3 separate regions of the Homo sapiens genome follow, and regions 2 and 3 are each linked to region 1. The links are chromatin loops, found by intact Hi-C in ENCODE. Cell type or tissue: endothelial cell of umbilical vein. All regions are shown on one strand.

The links. A loop is a pair of places that touch in the nucleus more often than their neighbours do. Peaks named below come from ENCODE experiments on the same cell type or tissue, not always from the same donor. Only the 100,000 strongest peaks of a DNase experiment are listed, where the experiment ranks them.
Region 2: a loop joins it to region 1, with 14 times the contacts of the local background. A loop is called at or near these places in 4 of 110 quality-filtered maps.
Region 3: it touches region 1 in a loop (9-fold over the local background); 7 of 110 quality-filtered maps call a loop at or near these places.

What each region holds. Positions count from the first base shown.
Region 1 is chr5:100,308,091-100,316,090 of GRCh38, forward strand. No RefSeq gene overlaps it. Among named protein-coding and RNA genes, the nearest start is that of FAM174A-DT, 220 kb to the right of the region's middle. In endothelial cell of umbilical vein, no CTCF peak of the experiment used is centred here; a DNase peak (open chromatin) is centred at 3,911.
Region 2 is chr5:99,164,622-99,172,621 of GRCh38, forward strand. No RefSeq gene overlaps it. Among named protein-coding and RNA genes, the nearest start is that of CHD1, 240 kb to the left of the region's middle. In endothelial cell of umbilical vein, no CTCF peak of the experiment used is centred here; a DNase peak (open chromatin) is centred at 4,930.
Region 3 is chr5:99,100,205-99,108,204 of GRCh38, forward strand. No RefSeq gene overlaps it. Among named protein-coding and RNA genes, the nearest start is that of CHD1, 180 kb to the left of the region's middle. In endothelial cell of umbilical vein, a CTCF peak has its summit at 4,544; DNase peaks (open chromatin) are centred at 4,567 and 5,247.

The DNA.
Region 1 (8,000 bases):
GAGCCAAAAGTTGGGTCGCAAAGGTATCAGGAGCGAAGAAATGATACCTTTAGTAGTAAGACTGTGTAATAGTTATTTAGCAGAGAACATTAGAGGGTAAAAATCTCTTTAAAACAGTGGATAAAGATTAAAAATAAGCCCTCCAATTTGAGATACAATAATTTTTCTGAGGTTAAGACTTGATTTAAAGAAACAAACATTTTTGTAATTATAGGTGATCATCACTAATTTCATCATAGTACCAGCTATCATTTGCTAAGAACCAGCTATGCATCAGGCATTTCAATAATTACTTTACATGTCATACCATTTTATGTAAACCTCATCTAGCTATAAATTAGCTTTAGTAGCATTAAACATACAAAGAAATGATGGGTCAGAAGGGGATGAATACTGTAAAGGAGAATACAGAGAAGACCAGGTTTCCTGCTGCCAAACTTGCTAGTCTTTTCATTTAGTGTAGTACTTACCTATAAAAGTTCTGCAGAATCTTTCTATACAAATGCAGATAAAGTTATTCTGGAACCAAATCACACTAATGTACTTTCCAAGAACTAGCTGGCTATGAGTTTTCACCAGTGTACAAGAAGGTGGAATTGACAACATCTATCAGAATTCCACTGAAATGTTCAGTTTGTTGCATATAATTAAGTATAGTTTAACTTTATGAAAACTACATGTAATTTTTATGTCTGTATTCATGCTGTATTATATCTGTTTTCATGCTGCTGATAAAGACATACCCAAGACCGGGAAGAAAAAGAGATTCAATTGGACTTACATTTCCACATGGCTGGGGAGGCCTCAGAATTATGGCAGGAGGCAAAAGGCACTTCTTACATATCTACAGCAAGAGAAAATGGGGAAGATACAGAAGGAGAAACTCGTGATAAAACCATCAGATCTCATGAGACTTATTCACTACCATGAGAACAGTATCGGGGAACCCCCCTACCCCACGGTGATTCAAACTATCTCCCACCAGGACTTTCCCATAACACGTGGGAATTACGGGAGTACAATTCAAGATGAGATTTGGGTGGGGACACAGAGCAAAACCATAGCAATGTCCATTCATTTGTTTTCTATATTTATGTTTTCTTTCTCAAGTCATGTATAAAACCCCTTCAGTACTTTCAAGTTATAATAGACATATGGAGACAGTGTCTCCAGATGACTACTGGTGACAAAATTTCTGAAACCTCAGTTCTACCTACATAAACTAACTCTCTCTTAGTTCCTTATTAAGCAAGATGTGTGACTTAATAAGGCTTCTGCCTTCTTAAGTGTGCTACATAAAACCAAAGCAGGTAAGGTGGTATTTAAGCAAAGATAACATTATAAACAAAATAAAATAGTCATTTTTTGTTCTCACTAAATATTTTTATAAAGAAATACTGTTTAGAGCCAAATACAAATTTATTACATTTTCCTTCTAAAAATATACCCATATAAATATAAGTTTATATGAACACATGTATAAATCCAGTATAAAGAAAAAAGTTCTGTCTTCAAGGAGAACTACAAACCACTGCTCAAGGAAATAAAACAAGACACAAACAAATGGAAAAACATTCCATGCTCTTGGATAGGAAGAAACAATAACATGAAAATGGCCATCCTGCCCAAAGTAATTTATAGAGTCAATGCTATTCCCAGAAAGCTACCATTGACTTTCTTCACAGAGTTAGAAAAAAACTACTTTAAATTTCATATAGAAACAAAAAAGAGCCCTTATAGCCAAGACAATCTTAAGCAAAAAGAACAAAGCTGGAGGCATCAAGCTACCTGACTTCAAAATATACTACAAAGCTAGAGTAACCAAACAGCATGGTACTGGAACCAAAACAGAGATACAGACCAATGCAACAGAAGAAAAGCCTCAGAAATAATGCCACACACATCTACAACCACCTGATCTTTGACAAACCTAACAAAACAATCAATGGGGAAAGGATTTCCTATTTAATAAATGGTGTTGGGAAAACTGGCTAGCCATATGTAGAAAGCTGAAACTGGACCCCTTCCTTACATTTTATACAAAAATTAACTCAAGATGGATTAAAGACTTAAATGTAAGACCTAAAACCATAAAAATCCTAGAAGAAAACATAGGTAATACCATTCAAGACATAGACATGGGCAAAGACTTCATGACTAAAACACCAAAAGTAATGGCAACAAAAGCCAAAATTGACAAATGGGATCCAATTAAATTAAAGAGCTTCTGTACAGAAAAAGAAACTATCATCAAAGTGAACAGGCAACCTACAGAATGGGAGAAAGTTTTTGCAATCTATCCATCTGACAAAGGACTAATATCCAGAACCTACAAAAAACTTAAACAAATTTACAAGAAAAAAAACAAACAACCCAAGCAAAAAGTGGGCAAAGGATGTGAATAGACACTTCTCAAAAGAAGACATTTATGCGGCCAACAAACAGATGAAAAAAAGCTCATCATCACTGGTCATTAGAGAAATCCAAATCAAAAAACCATGATGAGATACCATCTCATGCCAATTAGAATGATGATCATTAAAAAGTGAGAAATGGCCGGGCACGGTGGCTCACGCCTATAATCCTAGTACTTTGGGAGGCCAAGGCAGGCAGATTGCCTGAGTTCAGGAGTTGGAGACCAGTATGGGCAACATGGTGAAACCCCGTCTCTATGAAAATACAAAAATAAATAAATTTAAAAAATAGCTGGGGGTGGCAGTGCGTGCCTGTAGTCCCAGCTACTCTGGAAACTGAGGCAGTAGAATTGCTTGAACCCTGCAGACAGAGGTGGCAGTGAGCCAAGATAGTGCCACTGCACTCCAGCCTGGTGACAGAGCAAGGCTTCATCTCAAAAAAAAAAAAAAAAAAAAGTCAGGTTTTAACAGATGTGGAGAGGATGTGGAGAAATAGGAACGCTTTTACACTGTTGGTGGGAGTGTAAATTGGTTCAACCATTGTGGAAGACAACGTGGTGATTGCTCAAGGATCTAGACTCAGAAACACCATTTAACCCAGCAATCCCATTACTGGGTATATACCCAAAGGATTATAAATCATTCTACTATAAAGATACGTGAGCATGTATGTTTATTGCAGCAGCACTGTTCACAATAGCAAAGACTTGGAACCAACCCAAATGCCCATCAGTGATATTCTGGATAAAGAAAATGTGGCACATATATACACCATGGAATACTATGCAGCCATAAAAAGCTTAAGTTCATGTACTTTCCAGGGACATGGATGAAGCTGGAAACCATCACTGCCAGCAAACTAACACAGGAATGGAAAAGCAAATACCACATGTTCTCACTCATAAGTGAGAGTTGAACAATGAGAACACATGGACACAGGGAGGGGAACATCACACACAGGTGTCTGTCAGGGGGTGGGGGGAATAGGGGAGGGATAGCATTAGGAGAAATACCTAATGTAGATGACAGGTTGATGGGTGCAGCAAACCACCATGGCACGTGTATATCTATGTAACAAACCTGCACGTTCTGCACATGTATCCCAGAACTTAAAGTGTAATAAAAAAGTACTGAATATATAAAAGTATTAGACATTTATAAAAAAGAAAAAAGTTCTAAGTAGAAAGCAAGACTTAATTCTGATAACCACGTGTTTATACTACAATCTTCTAGTCCTAGGAAATGTATAAAATTATGGGAATTGAAAGAGAAAGGGGTAGTGTACAAGTTATTGAAAATGGTACAGTGTTATTGTTAAGAAAGGGATATTACCTTATAGGAAACTGAACAAGACAATTGGCTCATATGTTAGGTATGAAAGGGAAAATGAGGAGGAGGAGAGAACGTTTCCATAAACTATGTTCAATTTTTTTAAAGAACTCTCCCTCCTCTGGTGTTATATTCCTACTGAAACAATGTTTATTTTCTACATAGCTTCACACCCCCATCTGCTGTCCAGTATCAAGAAAAACTAGCTACTTCTGAAGTTTTTATTTGTTGCACATCACATTCTTGTCACAAGTGGCCCTGATAACTCCTTTTCAAAGACTATTTGGAACCTATAAAATGATACAGTAGTATTCACAGTAAATTGCATTGCAAAATTGCAAAAAGGTCATAGCAATGCACTCTATTACAGGTGACTGATGTCTCCCACAGAGTATATGAAGCAGAAAATTTGAATGCCTTATATTTTTGACAAAAATTCCAATAAAAATGTAAAATGATATTATATGAATTTGCTATTCAAATGGCAACAGTAATGTAAGGTAATAAGAAAGAGGTATAATAATTCTAATTTCAAGGAATCTTTTTTCAGGCATATAATGGGATAAATCAACCTGCTGACATGGCCTAATACAATGAAAATATAAAATTATCAACAAGCATAGCAAGAAGCTACATTTTAAAATCTGAAATTGTGGACTCCTGGAACCCATTCTAGGATACATTTAAATTGCTACTGCTAGGATCTTATAGTTTATAATTTTAATAACTATCTAGATTTTTCTCATGCATATTGAAGTACAAGAACCATAACTTCCCAGGGTAAAAATAAAAACTCTCAAGTGTAATAAAATTAATTTTACTGTTTATGTATAAAATATAGGCTTTCCTCCCCACCAAAAAAAAGACCACTTCTTTTTTTAATAAATTCTCATCACGCTAGTTTATATTTCTTTTCAGTACATTTTGGGTATCTGAATATCATATTCTTTGTTCTAAGAATAACTAATAAAGAACAGAAGCAGCCAAAAATTAAGCACTTAATTGTATATATTTTTTATATTTTCAGAGAAAATTATTTAAACAGTTCCTGACATCAAAGAGGTAGCACAGACATGGGAAAACATTTATAAGATATACCAACAATGGAACAAATTCATACATCAAGAACTGAATAAAATGTAAGATATTCTATGTACATAATTTTGGGTGAATAAATTTAAGAAGTGTTTCAAAGACAAACATTACTCTCCATTACTACAGGAGAGATATGGGTATAATAAAAGGAAATCTCATTATCTTGATTAGTTAGGATGACTGTAAGCTTGTATTAATTTGAATAGTCTAGGAAGATTTAGTGGACAGAATGACATTTCAGAAGCTGTTTTAATTACTTAAATAATGTTTTGCATGTTAGAATAGGAGAGTATACCAAAATAAATTGCGGTCTGCAAAAGAATGAAAATGTTGACAATTTTTTATGGGGTACAACATCATTAAAATTAAAATTAAATTGATATTCATATGCAGAAGAATTAAACTAGACCCATATCTCTTGCCATATACAAAAATAAATTCAAAATAACTTAACTGTAAGACCTGGAACTATAAAACTACTAGAAGAAAATGGAGGAAATGGAGGAAATATTTGCAAACGATTCATCCAATAGGGTATTAATATCCAGAATATACATGGAACTCAAACAACTCAACAGCAAAAACTAAATGATCCCATTTTAAAATGGGCAAATCATCTATATAGATATTTCTTGAAAGATGACATACAAATGGCCAACAGTGTATGAAAAAACTGCTCACCATCACTAATTGTCAATAACTTGAAAATCAAAACCAAATGAGCTATCATCTCACCCCAGTTACAATGACTATCACCTAAAGGACAAAAAATAACAAGTGCTGGTGAGGATGCAAGAAAAAGAAACTCTTAAACATTGTTAGTGGTAATGTAAACTAGCACAGCCGTTATGGAGAACAGTATGAAGGTTACTCAAAAAACTGAAAATAGAGAAGTCCTAGCCAGAGCAATATAAAAAGAGAAACAAATAAAAGCCATCCACATAGAAAGAGAGGAAGTCAAACTACTTCCTCTCTTGCAGATGATATGATTCTATACCTAGAAAACCCCATAGTCTCTGCACAAAGACTCCTGGATCTGATAACTTCAGCAAAGTTTCAGCATACAAAATCAATCTAAAAACAGTCAGTACCATCTCTATATACCAATAACATCCAAGCTGACCCAAATCAAGAACACAATTTCATTCACAATCACCACAAAGTGAATGAAATGCTTAGGAATATGACTGACTAAAGAGGTGAAAGATATCTAAAATGAGAATTACACTGCTGAAAGGAATCAGAAATGACACAAAGAAATAAAAGAACATTTCATGCTCATGAATAGGAAAAATCAATATTGTTAAAATGTCCATATGGTCCAAAGCAATTTACAGATTGTATGCCATTCCTATCAAACTACCAATGACATTTTCCACAGAATTAGAAAAAAAGTATCTTAGAATTCATATGAAGCCAAAAAAAAGAGCCCAGATAGCCAAGGCAATTCTAAGCAAAAAGAACAAAGTTGAAATCATTACACTACCTGATTTCAGACTGTACTACAAGGCTATAGTAATCAAAACAGCATGGTACTCGTACAAAAATAGACACATAGACCAATGGAATTCGTTAGAGACTCCAGAAATAAAGCCACACACCTACAATCACCCCATCTTTGACAAAGCAGACAAAAAAAAGAGCAATGGGAAAAGGACTTTCTATTCAATAAATGGTCCTGGGATAACTGGCTAGCCATATACAGAAGATTAAAACTGGACCCCTTTTTATTAACCATATACAAAAATCAACTCAAGATGGATTAAAGACGTAAATGTGAAACCTAAAACTATAAAAACCCTGGAAGATAACCTAGGAAATATCATTCTGGCCATAAGCTCTGGCAAAGATTTCATGACAAAGACTCCAAAAGCAATTGCAACAAAAACAAAAATCGATAATTGGGACCTAATTAAACTAAAGAGCGTCTACACAGTAAAAGAAACTATTAACAGACAACCTACAGAATGTGAGAAAATATTTTCAAACAACAAAGTTCTAATATCCAGAATCTATAAGGAACTTAAACAGCCAACAAATAAACACACAACCTCATTAAAAAATGGTAAAAGAGCAAGAACAGACACTTCTCAAAAGAAGATATATACACAGCCAAAAAGCATATAAAAATGCTCAATATTGGTAATCATTAGGGAAATGCAAATCAAAACCACAACGAGATACCATCTCACACAGTCAGAACTGTTATTACTAAAAAATTAAAACATAAGAGATACTAGAAAGGTTAGGGAGAAAAGGGAAGGCTTATGTGCTGTTGGTGGGAATGTAAATTAATTCAGCAACTGTGAAAACAGTCTGAAGATTTCTCAAAGAACTTAAAGCAGAACTATCATTCAAACCAACAACCCCATTACTGTGTATAATATCCAAAGGTATACAAATCATTCTACCATTCCAAAGACATATGCACGTGTATGTTTATCACAGCACTATTCACAATAGTAAAGACATGGAATCAACCTAAATGCTCATCAATGGTGGACTGGGTATAGAAAATGTAGTACATACACACCATGGAATACTACACAACCCTAAAAAAGAATGGGATCACGTCCCTTGCAGCAACATGGATGGAGCCAGAGGTCATTCTCCCAAGCAAACTAACCAGGAAAAGAAAACCAAATATCACATGTTCTCACTTTTAAGTGGAGGCTAAACAATGAATACATAAGGACACAAAAAAGAAAACAACAGACGCTGTGGTCTACTTGAGGTTGGAGAGTGAAAGAAGAATGAGAATTGAAAACCTACTTATTGGGCAGTATGCTGACTACCTAGTTGACAAAATTATCTGTATACCAAACCTCTATGACATACAATTTACCCATATTAACAAACAGCACATGTACCCATTGAACCTAAAATAAAAGTTAGAAAAAAACTCTAAAAATAGAACAATCATATGACTCAACAATCCAACTAGTGGGTATATATCCAAAGGCAAGGAAATCAGAATATCCAAGAGATATTTGCACTCCCATGTTTATTGCAGCACTATTCGCAATAGCCATGATTTGGAATCAATCTCAGTGTCCATCAATGGATTAATGTATGAAGAAAAGTTTTGTGTATATATATATATATATATATATATATATATATATATACACGCACACACATACACACGTATATGTACATATA
Region 2 (8,000 bases), 1.1 Mb before region 1:
CTTTAGAAGTTGAAAAAGGCAAGGAAAGAATTTTCCCTACAACTTTCAGAAAAGAGCACAGCCCTGCAGCATATCTTGGTTGAAGGTTTGAACTTTTGACCTCTAGAATTATAAAATACTAAATTTGTGTTGATGAAACTACTTAATTTGTGGTAATTTGTTTCAAAACCAAAGGAAAGTGAAATGGTTATTATTAGTGGACTTCATACTATAAGATATAAGTATTTAATTTTCGTTCATTTCGTCTTCTCAATTTTTCTATTAGAGTTATATCATTGATTACATCTAAATTCAGTGTTTACATTTTTAGGGCCATTTCATACATTTTGAAGCTAAAAAGTATAATGTCTTGGTAATTTCCCATTTCTTCATTTGCTTTCTTTGACTTATCTGTATTAATTCTCTTCCTTTGTGTAAGAAATATGAGTATCAATACCTTTTAGTATTCGCTTTGTTTTTGAAATATTTATCACCAGGATACTTATTATCCCAATGCCTCTGCCTAAAATATCACTCTTCTCTCAAGCCCTTCCAACACATTGAATGAACTATGAATTTTACTTATTCATATTTCCTTTGAGGTGTCTTTTTCTTTTTAAATTAAATTAAATTAAATTTTAAGTTCCAGGATACATGGATACATGTGCAGAACATGTGGGTTTGTTACATAGGTAAACATGTGCCATGGTGGTTTGCTGCACCTATCAACCCATCACCTAGGTGTTAAGCTCCACATGCATTAGCTATTTGTCGTGATGCTCCCCATCCCCCCACCCCCCAGCAGGCCCCAGTGTGTGTTGTTCCCCTCCCTGTGTTCACATGTTCTCATTGTTCCAATCCCACTTATAAGTGAGATCATGTGGTGTTTGGTTTTCTGCTCCTGTGTTAGTTTGCTGGGGATAATGGCATCCAGCTTCATCCATGTCCTGGCAAAGGACATGATCTTGTTCCTTTTTATGGCTGCATAGTATTCCATGGTGTATACATATGAGGTGTCTTTTTCTAAAAGTTTTGTTTTCTGTTCTAATCTGGACCACATGCTCTCTGGGTCTGCACTCATCCTGAAATATTCTTTCACCATTATCCCTAGAAATCCTATCACTTCCCTCTTTTGGATCTCCTATTACTTGAATCCCTGTGCTCCTCACTCTTTTCCCCTATGTTGGCGGAACATATCCTCTAGTAGTTTATTAATACAAGATAAATGAGAAATACCTTTTTAAGACATAAAGTGCATGAAATGTCTTTGTACCACCCTTATGTTTGACATATATTTGGCTGGCTAAAGAAATCTATATTGGAAACATACTTTTTCTATAATTTTGAATGCACTACTCTGGTGTCATCTATATTCAGTGTTAAAAAGTCCAATGCTGTCTGAATCTCAGTCTCTTTTATGTGCCCTGCTTTTTTTCCTTTGGAAATTTTGGCGCTACTTTATTGCTGGTATTTGAAGCTATGGGGAATTTTTTATGGAATTATTATTATTATTACTGTTATTTTGGTCCTGAGGATATGTCCTTCAGTTTGGGGAAATTTTCTTTTATGATTTCTTTAATAATATCCTTGCCTGCATTTTCTCTGTTCTGTCAGATTTTAGTCTGATGTGGAAATCCTCCAGTAATCTAATTTTAAAATGTTTTCTCTCCTGTTTTCATTTTTTCGACTTTTGCTTTGTTGTCTTAGAGATCTCAATTTTATCTTTCAACCCTTCCATTGCATTTTTAATTTTTCAATTCCTTTTATTTTTCTGAAGTTTAATTTTAATCATAACCTATTTGTATGTTTTTTTAAAAGGCCTTTACTGAGGTATAATTTATATGCTATAAAATTCACCCATTTTATTATACAGCTGCAATTTTTCTCTATTTCTCTGAGGATATTAATTATAGGTATTTGAAGTTTCCTCCTGTTTTGTTTTTCATTATTTTTGTTTTTCTCTGAGTTCTTTTTTGTGTGTTTGCTTTCTTCATTCTATTTTTTCCTTTTTAGAAGGGGATTTTTCTCAAATCTTTGGGGATTCTTGGTAATTTCTAAGTGTGAAAACCTAAAAAACTGGAAGCTGTAGTTCTTAAACAAAACTTGTCTAGACTTGGGTTTTTCTCAGGGTGATTAATAGAGAGTTCTCTGTTTTGTTGGGGCACCCCGAATTTTCTCTTGAGCTATCACTTTTTCAAGAGAACTTTCTCATCTCCTACTTGGGCCGGGAGTGGAAGTAAATAAACCTGTCTGCCAGCATTCTAGAAGCCAACTTGGGGATGGAGACTGATGATGCATTCATGCACCAGTTTTCTTTCATCTAATTCTCTTGTTTTCAGTACATGCTCCTCTTCTCATCAGTGTCTGGATCTCTGAGTCCAGAATTATTTGTTCCAACCTTCAGCCCCCTGGCAGCATGAATCAGGGAAGTCACCTGACTACACAGATACATGTGGGATTTAGGGGTGCATTGTTTCTTACATAGACTTTCAAATACTTCCTTTTCTAGTTTCATCTTTATTCCTACCTTCAGAAGTACCAGATCTATCCAACTCCTGAATCTTTCTGGAGTTATGCTCTTAGAATAATCCTGCTTTTCAGCATATCTCTTCTCTCTGCCCCTCAGTCATAAGCTTTTAGCTTGCTTTGGTTTGTTGCGTTTATCTGTCTCCTTTGCTTTTAGCCCTTACATAAGGATAAAGAACACACATATAGAAAGGAGCATAAAGTATACATGTGTAGCATAACAAACAATGTTAAAGTGATAGGAGTTTAACCACCATCTGAGTCAATAAGTAATACATTACTGCCTCTAAAAAAGTCCTTGTATGTATTCCATTGTGATTTTACTACCCTCTCCTTTGAAAACAACCACTCTCCCGATATTTTTGTGAATAACTTTCTTGCTTCCATTTGTATTTTTTTTGCCGCCTATGAATGCCTCTCTAAGCAATATATTTTAGTTTTGCCTCCTTTTTGAGCTTGACATCAGTGGAAATAGATTATACATAATCATTTGGGTCTTACTTCTTTGCTGAATATTACGATCATTAGGTTCATTTATGCTGTTGTGTGTAGCTGTAATCCATTTCATCCATTTCATTGCTGTGAGAGTGTGCCATAGCTTGATTAGACCACAATTTAAAAAGATTCTGTTACTGCTGGGCGTTTTAGATTTTTCCATGTCCTTTAGCTTTATAGCTTTTAAAATTATCTTCTCTTTTTGCTGTTGCCTTCTCTCATCCTCTTTGGGTATGTATCTTAAATAAAGTTCTTATTTTTTTCTTTTGAATCATTTGTACTTTTTAAGTAGGGGGGCACTGGGAGATAAACCCTATGTTTAAATGAAGCCAGGATTATTATGTTAAGCTATTATATGGTGTCAAAGTTATAGAAATTATGCTAAATACATTTTTGTACACTTGAGTTCTCTGATTCTTTTTGCTGTCATAAACCAAGACTGAGGAACTTAGGACAATGTTGAAGCTAAGTTTTATAAAACCTAAAATTACGATTTGGTTAAGAAAGAGATCTTAGTGCGTTTGATGTAGGAATTCCACTTTGCAAAGAGAATGGAAGTAACTGTCTCCATACAAAGGCAACCACAAACTAACGCTTGCCTTTGAATTTGTGATATCCCCTAATTCTCCAGTATTTTTCTTTTTACATTAATATTCCCTTAAAAACATTACCTGGAATGATCCTCTGTGCATGGAGAAGTACACATTCTGCAATGATAAGTGTAAACAAAACTGAACATTTTATTTCTCCCTTTTTGCTATTCTCTGACCTGCAGTGCATTCCAATACTTTCTGCTTTCAGTTAACACGCAGTTCTTTATTATTTTGATCACTGGACCTCAATAGCGCAGCACACAGGCAATGGCCAATGGATATTCTGGCCTGAATATTAATGATATCTGAGTGCAGACTGAGATATAATAATGCTAAAAATTGTAGATGATGGTTTATTATTTCTAGACAGTAGCACACAGCTAAAGGGAGAGTATAGGTAATTAAATACAGGTGATATAAACACACACTTTACTCTTTTGTGGCCAAATATAATTATATCACATATATCATAAATTCAAAGTTTCATTTTCAAAAGAGCAACCTAATTATTTTCAAAGCTTTTTGTAAAAAACCCCATTCATGACCTTGATGATTACACAGACTAAGAAAGCTATATTTAAAAGAGTGTTTTTCTGTGTAAGAAATATCTTTTAGTGGTTCATTAAAATCACTGTGAAGCATTTTTTCCCTTTCAGGTTACATAATATAACGATAAATATACCTGCTCTGATCATAAGCATCAGTGTTTAATTGAGGAATCAGTTTGAACTCCAGAAAACGTGGTACCTATTATTCATAGGATTGAATATTTTTTGATTTAAAAAAACACACAAACAAAGAAAAAAGCAGATAACTTAAGGAAGGGGAACTCTTATAAAGTAGAAACTTTACCTGTGATGTAGTGGTGTTGCAAAGACCACTAATGGTGTCTCCTACTATCTGATCTGGAAACAAAGACATTGTCCTGTTGTATTTTATTTACAGAAAAATAGGGTTACATGGAATCACGTTACTTGTATAAGAAAGGCAGTCATCACCTTTCTTTTATTGAATACATAATTTTTCAGGATTTGGGGATGATTTTTCTAAAGCAGAATCCTTTTTCTTTTGGAATATTTCAGATAATTTCAATAGAATCTCAGCTGGAGCTCAAGACTTGGTTATTTTCTTTTTCTTTTATTTCTTTTTTCTTCTTTCTTTTTATTTTTTATTTTTTAAATGAATCCAGCATTCCTTTGGAGAACAGAAGGTGGCACTCTTCCTTTTATCTTGTGAAATTTTCCACTTGAATGTTTAATTCTTCCTGTTAAGATTCGGAGCAGCACCCTGTTGGCAAGTTGATTGTTTCTTTGTGGTTAATGACTACTTTTTCACTTATCAAAAGACAGGGACACATTCCATGAAGTGTAATATTGAATGTGAGGCACCAAGTGTCATTGGCAATTCAATAGTAAATAGCGGTTAAAGTTTGATGAGGTCTCTTACAGTTTACTTGCCCGTGTGAGCAACTTGTTTCCTGAATGATTTTCTCCTCATTTTGTTTTATTGATGTAGGGAATAGAAAGCATCTAAATATAGGAGATCACTTGGAAAAGATTTGCTATTACCACTTCCACATGCTCAGAAACTGGTGGCTGATTAAATGAGCATATAGTGATAAAATGTGTGACCTTTCAGCCAATTCTAAGTCTCAAACTTCTTTTTGAATCTTAAATCTTGTTTTATTTTCTTGTATTTGGTATCTATCTAGGCTAGTTAATGTTGGTAAGGTTGAGATTGTCTCATAGATGGCAACAAAATTGGTTTGATTGCCCTACGTTGTATTTACATTTTTTCCCAAGGGCATGAAAGCAGTTACACATATTCAAGTATTTTCTAAATAATGTTATCTTGTTAGATTTAATATATTCTGTTTCTTTTTTGAAGGTCATCTCTTCATTATGCATATAAAACAGGCCCAGATTTTCCTAGTGGTCCTACATTTTAGGCTTCATCGTCATATAATTTGCTTCAATTTTTAAATATTTTAAGCTCCAAATTGAATATGAATTGTAAACATCACTGTGTCTTGTTACTAATATAAGTTATTAGGATATGTATGTGTTAGGGAGTTGGATAATTCAATTTGATTCTATTTTTAACATTCTACCTGACATCAGTGTAGAGTTTAAATCCTGGTTCTGCTCAACACTTTAAATGATATGGCCTGTATGTATGTCTGGAGCAATTCTACCTATCATATCCCAGGTTGTTTTTGTGCTGTTTTAATTATAGCTCTTGTTTTTATTAGCTAAACAATTCAAGACAGGTCTTGTACTCTTGCAAAAGTGGTATCTATTAAGAAAGCAAACCAAAATTCACAATAAAAATAAAAAAGTGTTTGGTCCTTTATAAAAACTAGATAAAAATCAATGGATTTTTTGGGATACTGGGCTAGGAAGAAATATCAAATGATAATACCTTTGAGTATAAGCCTAAAAGCTCATGGCTGATAAGACATAGGAAAGGAGCAACAAAACATGGTTCTAATAATCATGACCAGAGAGAGTTGCTTGGATGTCATGATAATCATCTGTCTCCTTTCCCCACTTCCTACATTGATAAACCATAGAAAAAGGAGTTCACAGAAATCAATTATTAAGAGGACCTATTACAGAATCTAGTCCTGGAGAATAAAAATAAGTATAACTGAATCTTTAAGAATTTGAGAGCGATGGAGTCCACGTACTACTTGGTGATTTTTCATTATATTGGCCTCTAGGTAGAATGAGCATGGATTTTCTCCGATTAGAAGGCCTGTAATTTGTTTTGCAGGGACTTTGAAATCAGTAGTTTTAGGCTGTATAGCTGCTAGTCTGGGTGTATTTTGCATGGATTTTACAGCTGTAGCACTCAGGAATAAAGTCATAGAGCCAAAGACAGCTTTCTAATATAAACTTTGATGTTCTATAGCAGAGGTCAGCAAACTATTTTGTAAAGGCCCTATAGTTAATGTTTTAATCTTTCTAGGCCAACAGACAAAAATGAGGATATTATGTAGGTACTTTTATAACTATTTACAAGTAACCATTTAAATATGTAAAAAAATTCTTAGTAGGCTATACAAAAATAGGCAGTAGACCTGGTTTGGCCTGCAGGCCACGGTTTCCTCAATCTCTACAGCATTCAAAAACTGTATTCTGTGTCTATATTTTGTTTTAATAATTCAGGTTAAGATCCAGATGTTTGTTTGGTCAGAAATACAGGAACACTAGTATTCTTAGAGCTTGAATGTTTGTTTGAATTATGTAAAGAACTGTAGCTGATTAGACAGATTAAAATTTTGGTTTGGTTGATTTGCTTGCACTAATAAAGACACATTCACATCTGGCAAACATAAAGGCAGGTCCTCAACAATCAAGTGGCATTTATTTAAACTATTATGGAAATGTCAAAAGTCCTGCTGGAGACAAGGAATCATTACAGCAGGTAGTTCCTGATGTTTTATAATTCTGTGCCTAGGAAAGACCTGATCTAGTTTAATAAGTTAAATAAATCACTCAGGAAAAAATAAAATTGTATGAAAAGGAAAAATGTAAAGGCATAGTTTGGTGATAAATTTTGTCTTGCAGTTGCAGAGGCTCTTTAATGATTCCCTAGTTTGTACTAAGCCTTTGAGAACTGCTTTCCTTGGAATTTGCAGGGAAATATCCAGCAGATGGGCTGAAGGTCTTGTCTAGCTACTGAAAGACTTGCTAGCCCAAAAGGAAATCAGGTCATCCAATCAGATGAACCCATTCTCTTGAGGTTCTGCACAATTGCTTCTCTGGATGGCAGTTAATCATCAGGCCATATGGGTGCTTTTAACATCTGGCTAACTTCCAGGAAGAATTCAATAAGTTTGGTCTAGTACAGTTGGAACATATCTTCCACTGTTTATGTGTCTCATAATTCGTAGAAAAATATCTTTTCATATTGGGAAAAAAGGCTTAGAATCAACAGGGTTTCATTGGCCCTACAGAGTTCCCCTGGCTATGAGCTGTTGCCCACCTTAGGTTTGTCTCCTACAGGAGATGACGTTGCTATCTTCATATCACGAACAATGGTTCATGACATCAAGATATTTCTCCATTAGTTTTGTCCTATGCATGCTTCTCTATGAATTCAATACATGTTTAGTATTTTCATTGTAGGTGATTAGTGTTTTTAGTTACTTTTAAATTTCACTTATATGAGAGAAAAGACAGAAAGTGTAGTCAGGGATGTGTTTTCAACAGAGAAAGTGAACTCAGAATTTTTCTAGTTCATAGACAATAGTAATTTTAAAAAGTAAAGAAAAAGTTCTTTTTATAATTGATTGGCACTTACTGAATTGATACTAAATCTGTCTCAGCCATATTATTTTGATTTAAATATATATTTTCATTAGAACTTCTCTGTACTTTATTTTGATATAACTGTGAGGTA
Region 3 (8,000 bases), 1.2 Mb before region 1:
AAGTATGAAGTGGGAAAATCTAAGTTATGATAGTTTTCTTTTTCTGGTAATTTTACCACTGACTATTACATTTTTGTCACACCAGTTTCTTCTTCATAATATTCCTACTTGTCTCATAATGAGGTTGTGATTACAATAGTATAAAGTGCCTGGAACTTGTATGTGGGGAATTTACTAATTATCTAATGTATATCACATTATTTTTCTGCCAGGCAGCTATTATTCAAGTGCCAATGGAGAAATTGAGACAAAATCAATTTTTGAATAAAAGTGTATTAAAAAATCAAATTTTGAATAAAAGTATATTTAACTTTGAATACCACTTACCTTCCAAAGTAACTATAAAAGTTCTATAGGAGAGGGAAAGAACAGTTTCACCCTCCGTGAGTAAGTATTTTCTCTATCAGTGACTCTGTTCAAGTTTTAAGGCAGGTAGGTGCAAAACAAATCATTGATCAGGTTATTCTACTCAACAATTAGCCACTATGGGTATTGTAGTTTTATTTATCAACAGTTTGTAAGCAACAACAGCTGGTTTATAAACATTATGAAAGTCATATAAAATGCACACTTGTTACCAATATTTTGTTAATAGGCTACTTAGAAGTTGGAAAGAAATATTGTCATTTTAACAGTTATGTAAATAGAAAGGCAAGTTATAAATATTATAGGCATACAAGTGTTCATATATACTTGACTCCAAGATCAAGATTAAAAAATATATATAATAGGTAGTTTAGTGTGCTATGTGATTTGTACACTATTTCTAGAATTTGACATTTTGTATCAAACAATTACATATGCATACCTTTTAAGCCAGCCATTGTACCTGTAGAAATTTATTAAAAAATAGTCAGATAAGTGCAATGTGTGTGTTTGTATTATGGCATAATTTTTGAGTATAAAAAAATCAGAAAAACCTAGATGACTATTGGTAGAAATTAGTTAATCAGGATAAGTCTATATAATGCAACACCATAAAACCACTAATAATTGTTATATATCTCTACTTATTCACAATTAACTAATTTCCCAATATATTGTTAAATGGGAGATGTAATCTACAAATGGCTAGGGATAATATTATTCTATTACTGTAAAAAAGATTATAAATATTTTAATATATGTCTTGAAAATTCTGGAAGGATATACATGAAAATTTTCAGATTGGTTTCTTCCAAGTGGTGATATTCCTTTAATGAATAAATACCAGTCCAGTTCAGTAAAAGAACCATTTGGTCTAGTTAATAAACGGAAGTGTAAGGAAGTGAGACAATGTTTCACATTTGACTCCTGCTTTTTTCTGAAGTGAAAACCTATATGGCCACCTGACATTCTGCAGGCCCACTTTTATCCTGTAGATTGTTGCTCATCTGTTTAATCAACAGTCTTCTATTTGTCTTCAGGAAACAAATGATAATCAAATCAGCGGAACCTCCACTTTGCTTCATTCTCCCTCCTAATTGAAACCTTAGCCTATGTTTACCGGTAGTGGAACACACGAATGAAACAATGATATTTTTCAAGTTTGTTCTGTAACATTTTTACACCTTTTTCTTGTACAGTATTTTTACCAACAGCTATTACTAAAGTTACAATAATATTTTGATACATAATGAGATGGAATTAAATATGTTTAAGGAAGTGCTGTTGATCTAAGTTACTAGAGAGTTTGGAATTGGCAGCAAGAATGGACCAAATATAGAATGATGTTCAGAACTGAAAAGGAGGTGAAGGGGGGTATATATATGAAATTGGGGGCTAGGAGAATTGAGATTTGGAAAGACAAGCATAGCATGGAAATAGAGTAAAAAGTTGAAAAGAATGTGAGCCTTGAGACAAATAGGCTTTGTTTTGGCATTCTTTTCTGCCACTTACCTGTGTAAACTTGAGCAATTAACTGCCCTTGGTCTTAGTCTCTGCAGCCATAAAATGGAGAGATTTATATCAGTGTTGTAAAAATTAAATGACATAAATACAAACCTAAAGTTCTTGTAACAAAGTGGACAGTCGAACACTAGGGTGGTGGCCAGTCTCTGAGATGACACTCAATGACCCCACCTCCTGGTGTTTACACCCCTGTGTGTAGTTCCTTCCCACGTAGTATCTGAGCTGGTCTGTGACAATAAAATACAGCAGAAGTGTCTCTTCTGAGGTTAGGTGATAGAAAGATTGCAATTTCCATTTGGGGTTCTTTCTTTCTTACTCATATCACTTGCTGTGGGGAAAGCTATGTTATATGAGGAACATGGGTGGCTCATGTGGTGAGGAGCTAAAGCTTCCTGCTAATAACTCTGTGCTTGAGCTTGGAGGCAGATCCTTCAGACTTAGTGAAGCCTCAGATAACTGCAGCCCCAGCTGACACTTTGATTGCAGCCTCGTGAGACATCCTAAGCCAGAACCACTGAGCTAAGCTGCTCCTGAATTCTTGACCCACCCAAACTGTGAGATAATAAATACTTCTCCTTTAAGTGCCTAAGCTTGGATTAATCTGTTATGCAGCAATCAATAACTAATACATGTAACTATCATTTTGAAGATTTGGGAGGTGATGGTTTAAATCTGTAGTAAGTGGGCGCTAATAGTAGGCAGTAAGAATTTTAAGTGGATCTAGCGGTGGGAAGGAAAGTTAAGCACTAGTATCCTAGGCCAGTTTATTGATTGATTGGTTGATTGATTGAGACAGAGTCTAGCTCTGTCGCTGAGGCTGGAGTGCAGTGGCCCGATCTCAGCTCACTGTAACCTCTGCCTCCAGGGTTCATGAGATTCTCGTGCCTCAGCCACCCAAGTAGCTGGGATTACAGGCATGAGCCACCACACATGGCTAATTTTTGCATATTTTTTTGTAGAGATGGGATTTCACCAAGTTGGCCAGGCTGGTCTGGAGCTGCTGGCTCAAGTGATCCACCGTTCTGGCCTTCCAAAGTGCTGGGATTACAGGTGCGAGCCACTGTGCCCAGCCAAAAGGTCAATTTATACTTTATTTATTGGAGGACTCTGAGCCAGGGCTTCTCAACTGGTAAGCTAGGAATTTGGCATAGATGTTTTTAGATATTGATTCCTTTACACTCTTTCGGAGGTTTGGTGAGGTCTGGGAGGCTGAATTCTTGGAGCTGGTCACCTCTGGTCTTGCGAAGGCTCCCCTTTTTATGCCCATGTGCCATACAATATGATTTTCTATGTGTGCCATCGTGTGAGAACATTGGACAGTACTGGCATTTACAAGGCCAGCATCTTCATTGGACAGTACTGGCATTTACAAGGCCAGCATCTTTGCTTTGAGTACAGAAGTGTGAGACAAATAACTTCATATAAACTGTGAACAGCGAAGGTTAGACTAAGTCAGAATTTAAAAATCTAGTGTTCTATGGTCCCTTAAGGTCTATAAAGGGGGATTCAAATATTCAACCTTTGTGCCTCAGTTTCCTCAATTGTACTAGCAACCATACCCATTTCACAGGATTGCTGCGATTGTTACATGAGCTATCCAATATCAAGTGCTTAGAACTGTGCCTGTCTGGCATATGTTTAGTGCTCAATAATGTCAGTTACAATTATCATTGCTTCTGGACCCTGGCTCCAAACTTCTTCCTACCAGCTTGAATTCTTGGAATCAGGCTTGGATTAGGTCTTCCTGTATTCATAACAAGACTAGGTTATTGTAGCCCAGGGCTTCAAATCTGCTGTTCCTTTCTCCTGATTGAGGCAATATCCCTCTGGAACATGAGAATTTTTTGGGAGTTATTTATTCATTTCACCCTGACTTGGCAAGAACAGGCAGAGGCTGCTGTTCACCTCCATAAGTCTCAGATATTTTACTTGTAAAATAAAAGGGTTAGATTATGTGACTTATAAGGCCTCTTTCAGTCATAACAATCTATGAGTTTATAAATAATAGAATTAACGCACAGGCGAGTAGTAGTGGTGAAGTGGAGTGAAAGGTGATCAGTGCAATTGCAGTTTCAAGCTTAAAATAATTGTACAGGACATTTAGATAAAACCTGGCTTCCAAGGCTATCTAGGTATACATTACATATGAAAAAACTCTAGTTTCTGAAAAGTGAGAAATATCTGTAGTTATTCTCATAACATTTTATTTGATTTTATACTAAATTCTATGTTCTATACTGTAATGATGTGTCTATACTCTACACATAAACCAGTATCTATCTATCTATCTACCATCTAGCTATCCATCTATATGCAGCTATCACTTTAAAGAAAAATTAAGGCATTATTCATGAACAAGTTTAATTTGCTTTAAAACAATAATATTAATGATATTTTCATCCAATAATATTAACTTTCATGTATTATTTTCCAAAAGGTAAAGCAACTGTTGTGGAAATTAAAGACTCAGATTTTTACAATGAGACTGAACCAATGAATAAGGTTTTTGGATGGCAATTAAAGAATTCTCAGTAAAAAGGAATATTTAGATTAAATAGGATAATTTCATCATCACAGTTAAATAAAAAAAAAAAAAAAAAAAAAAAATCACTTCACAAAACAGCCAGCAGAGGTCCTCAGTCCCATAGTTTATCAATTCTATCACCGTCCTGAAAAATCTCTCCCTGTTGAATAAGGAGCTGGCTCCAAAGGCTCATTTGCTTACTTCAGATAACTAATCACAATGCATCGCCTACAGGTTTAAACTAGAGATGGAAAAGAACATATTTAAATCAAAAATACATTTATTCTCATAGATTTTTTTAAAAAAATACAATTAATATGTGCAACAATGTATAATGTGTTGAAAGAAATACAGATACAAAAGAATGAGGGAGTAAAAGGGCAAGTTACATGTTTTAAATCAGTAGTTTTCAGAAAAATTCAACAGATAAAGGTGAAGAATGTTGAGGAGAAGACAAAGCCATTATATATGGGTCTCATTTCTGTTCCTTTCTCAGTTTGAACTATTGTTTTACTTCTAGGAGAAAAATAAAATGAAAGGATTCATATAGGACATTCTTTAGGCAAAAATCCTAAATACTGTGTTTTTTCATTAAAATTTTAAAAAGGATTTAATAGAATCAGAAATAGAAATAACTAATGAGGTTGTTGCTATCTGAGATACTTAGAAAATATTTCTGAGTTGCCAATCTTTCTCCTCCTGTTTCTTTTTGTCTTAACACTGAGACAGCATTGAAACTTCTCTTAAAAGGAAATACTCATTGGATGACCGCCAGAGAAACTTGAGCGTCTCTCTTGATAGAGCTTACTAGTTTACTGGTGTTGTGTTAGGGTTAATTGGCAATATGTGCAAGATATAAAAAACCCAATATTTCGTCAAACAAAGAAGTAAACATTTAAGACAATGGCCAAAGCTCAATCTCTTTGGGTCTTAGCTTCCCAATCTAAGTAATACTTTGAGGTTATTGTGTTTGTGGAGGAATGTGTTAGGCAGGGCAGGCCAAGGGATATAATTTAATGACCTGACATAGATGTATATACTAGGAAGATTAACTAGACATCATCTCATGGCCAAAAGTAAATATAATGGAAATTAGATAACAAGGAAGGAAAGATTCTGAGTAAAGATGAGATAAATAATCTCAAAGTAAAAGAAAAAGGAAGGCTCATCTAGGCAATTGTCTTCTCATTCTTTTCAATTCTTCTTGAGGTTGTTTGCCTTTTTTTCTTCCTAATATTATCTTCTGTCTCTCTTTCTCTTTGGTGGTGGCAGGCTGCCTTGAAAATTAGAGAGTCTTTAGAATTCAAACACAGACAAACCAATAATGGGAATGTGGGAGACATTCTTGGCCTTTCTTAAAGGTAGATCTGGGACACTCTAAACATTTATATAAAAGCTAAGCAGCTTTTTAAGGTTTTTTTTAAGAAAGTGGTCAGAGAATTGGTGGGTAGCACTTAATTAAATTCATGATAGCTTTTAGAGCAAGTGAACATCTTTGGAAAAGGACTTGTTTATCTTACTTCCCTTCGTACCTTACCCAGCAAGAATGAACTGAGTGAGAAAGACCTATAATAGTGGAGATAAAGAATAACCAAAAGGAACTCTGTTGTTATCTATAATCTGCTTGCTTGAGTGTGCCTATTTTCTTTCTAAAAAACAGGCTTTCAGATAGTGCTAAATGATATGAGTAACTAATTTTCACTTACAGCAAGATATAATATGCACAGGTATGCATGAATGTCTTCAGGGCTAGTTATCACAGGCTTTGGTTTTACATAAAGATGTTTGGGGTATGTGCAGTGTTTTATTAATTCTAAAGTTGCGTGTTCACAGCACAGTATCTTTCCAGTGTATTAAATATGTTTTTCAGGTATATCTAATTTATTAATTTATTTCTTTTTTGGTCATAAAGCTCTGCATTTGCTACTATTTATTTGAGGCATTCTATTATGCCCAAGATTTCAATGAACATTATTTAGACCTCTGGATAGTAATAAATGTGTCTAAGTATATTTGTTGCCAAAGTGAAAACTATAATAGGATAAAATTATTATATAACATATTGCAAATAAACACATTTGTTTTATATGCAAATTAGATCTTGTTATATACTATATAACCATATTATAAAACACTTAAAATAACATTTCATTAGATTTGGAAGTGCTGCTGCATTATTTTGCAGTTATCCTCATGTGTATTCTTAAATTCTCTCCATATAGGAGATAAATCTAGAAATTTAATGATTTACATTGGGGGATTACACTTTTTTCTAGTCTGGTTTGGTGTTTTTCTGTGGCTTGGTAAAGTTGAAGGGGTTGGATTTTACTGTCCTCATTGCCCTCTCTTTAAGCAAAAATATGGATTAAACAAATTTCATCCTTTACTTGCTAAGTAAACTTAAGTAATATAGTTCAGACTACCCAGTTATAGATAAAATCTGAGGCATTCATTGCTCAAGAGTCATGGATGCTCCTTCTTTTCTTCTGTATTTCTTAATTAGAGGGGTTTCTAATCTAACATGGCATCTACTATTTTTCATTAATGTAAAAGAGATGCCAGAGGGAGCTGACCAGTGTCCCTAAAGACTGCCATTGAAAACACACTAAACATTGGCCAGAGTGTGACAGGAGCCACTTGTATCTCCTTCCTTACACATCTAAATGTTGCAAGACATGCTCAATAACTGAGTATTAGTTGTAAGAATACTGAGAGATGGGATTAGAAGCGTTATTTTCTTTTAGTCCTTAAAAATATATCCATGGACTACGGCCATTTGTTTTCATGTATTTCAGTCATTTTGTCCTCAATTTACTCCTGTTTAGTTCCTAGGTTATGAGTTACTCATAATGCCCCAATTTTTCTATTATTAGATTTTAGTCTTGCACATCGAATATTTCCATCATGACCACTTCTTTTTTATAGAGAAATTGCCAGGTTTCTCAGGGTAAATAATGGAGGAGAAAAGTTGAAGGGCAAAGGATATAGAGAGAAAGCTAACAGACAACTTTTTCCCCAAGGCCACCAAACTGGCAAAGAGATGGACTGGTTCCTAAGTTCCCACATTAGGGTTGGACCTTGGTGTTCCAAAGAGAATGTGATTGATGGTGTTAAGAAAACTTGATCTTCTAGTTATATTAAAAATAGAAATAAATTTTTAAAATTAAATTTGAATTTTCAATTTTCACTTTAACATTTTATCACTGATTTCCATTACATTAGGTGGACAAGATGCATTATTCTGAAACCAAACCAAACAGAAAACACAAAAAAACCTTACAACATTTTGATTGTGTTGAGATTTTTACACTGAGATAGAGACAAATATCTTTGGCCAGTCTCAAGTATAGATGATGATGATGATTTTATCATATTTTCCTGTTATTCTGTCAGTAATTCCACACAGGTATGTCTGTGAATAAAGAGACTGTATGGTTCTTTAGATAAAGGGACAATTTGTAAATCTTCTCCCGCTGCCAAAATTATTTTTTCCATTTGAATATTTATTATTTCTGTTTTGTGATAAAGATAAGAATGATAATCTCTTTTCAATGCCATACTAACTTTATTAGGATGGAAAAAGGGT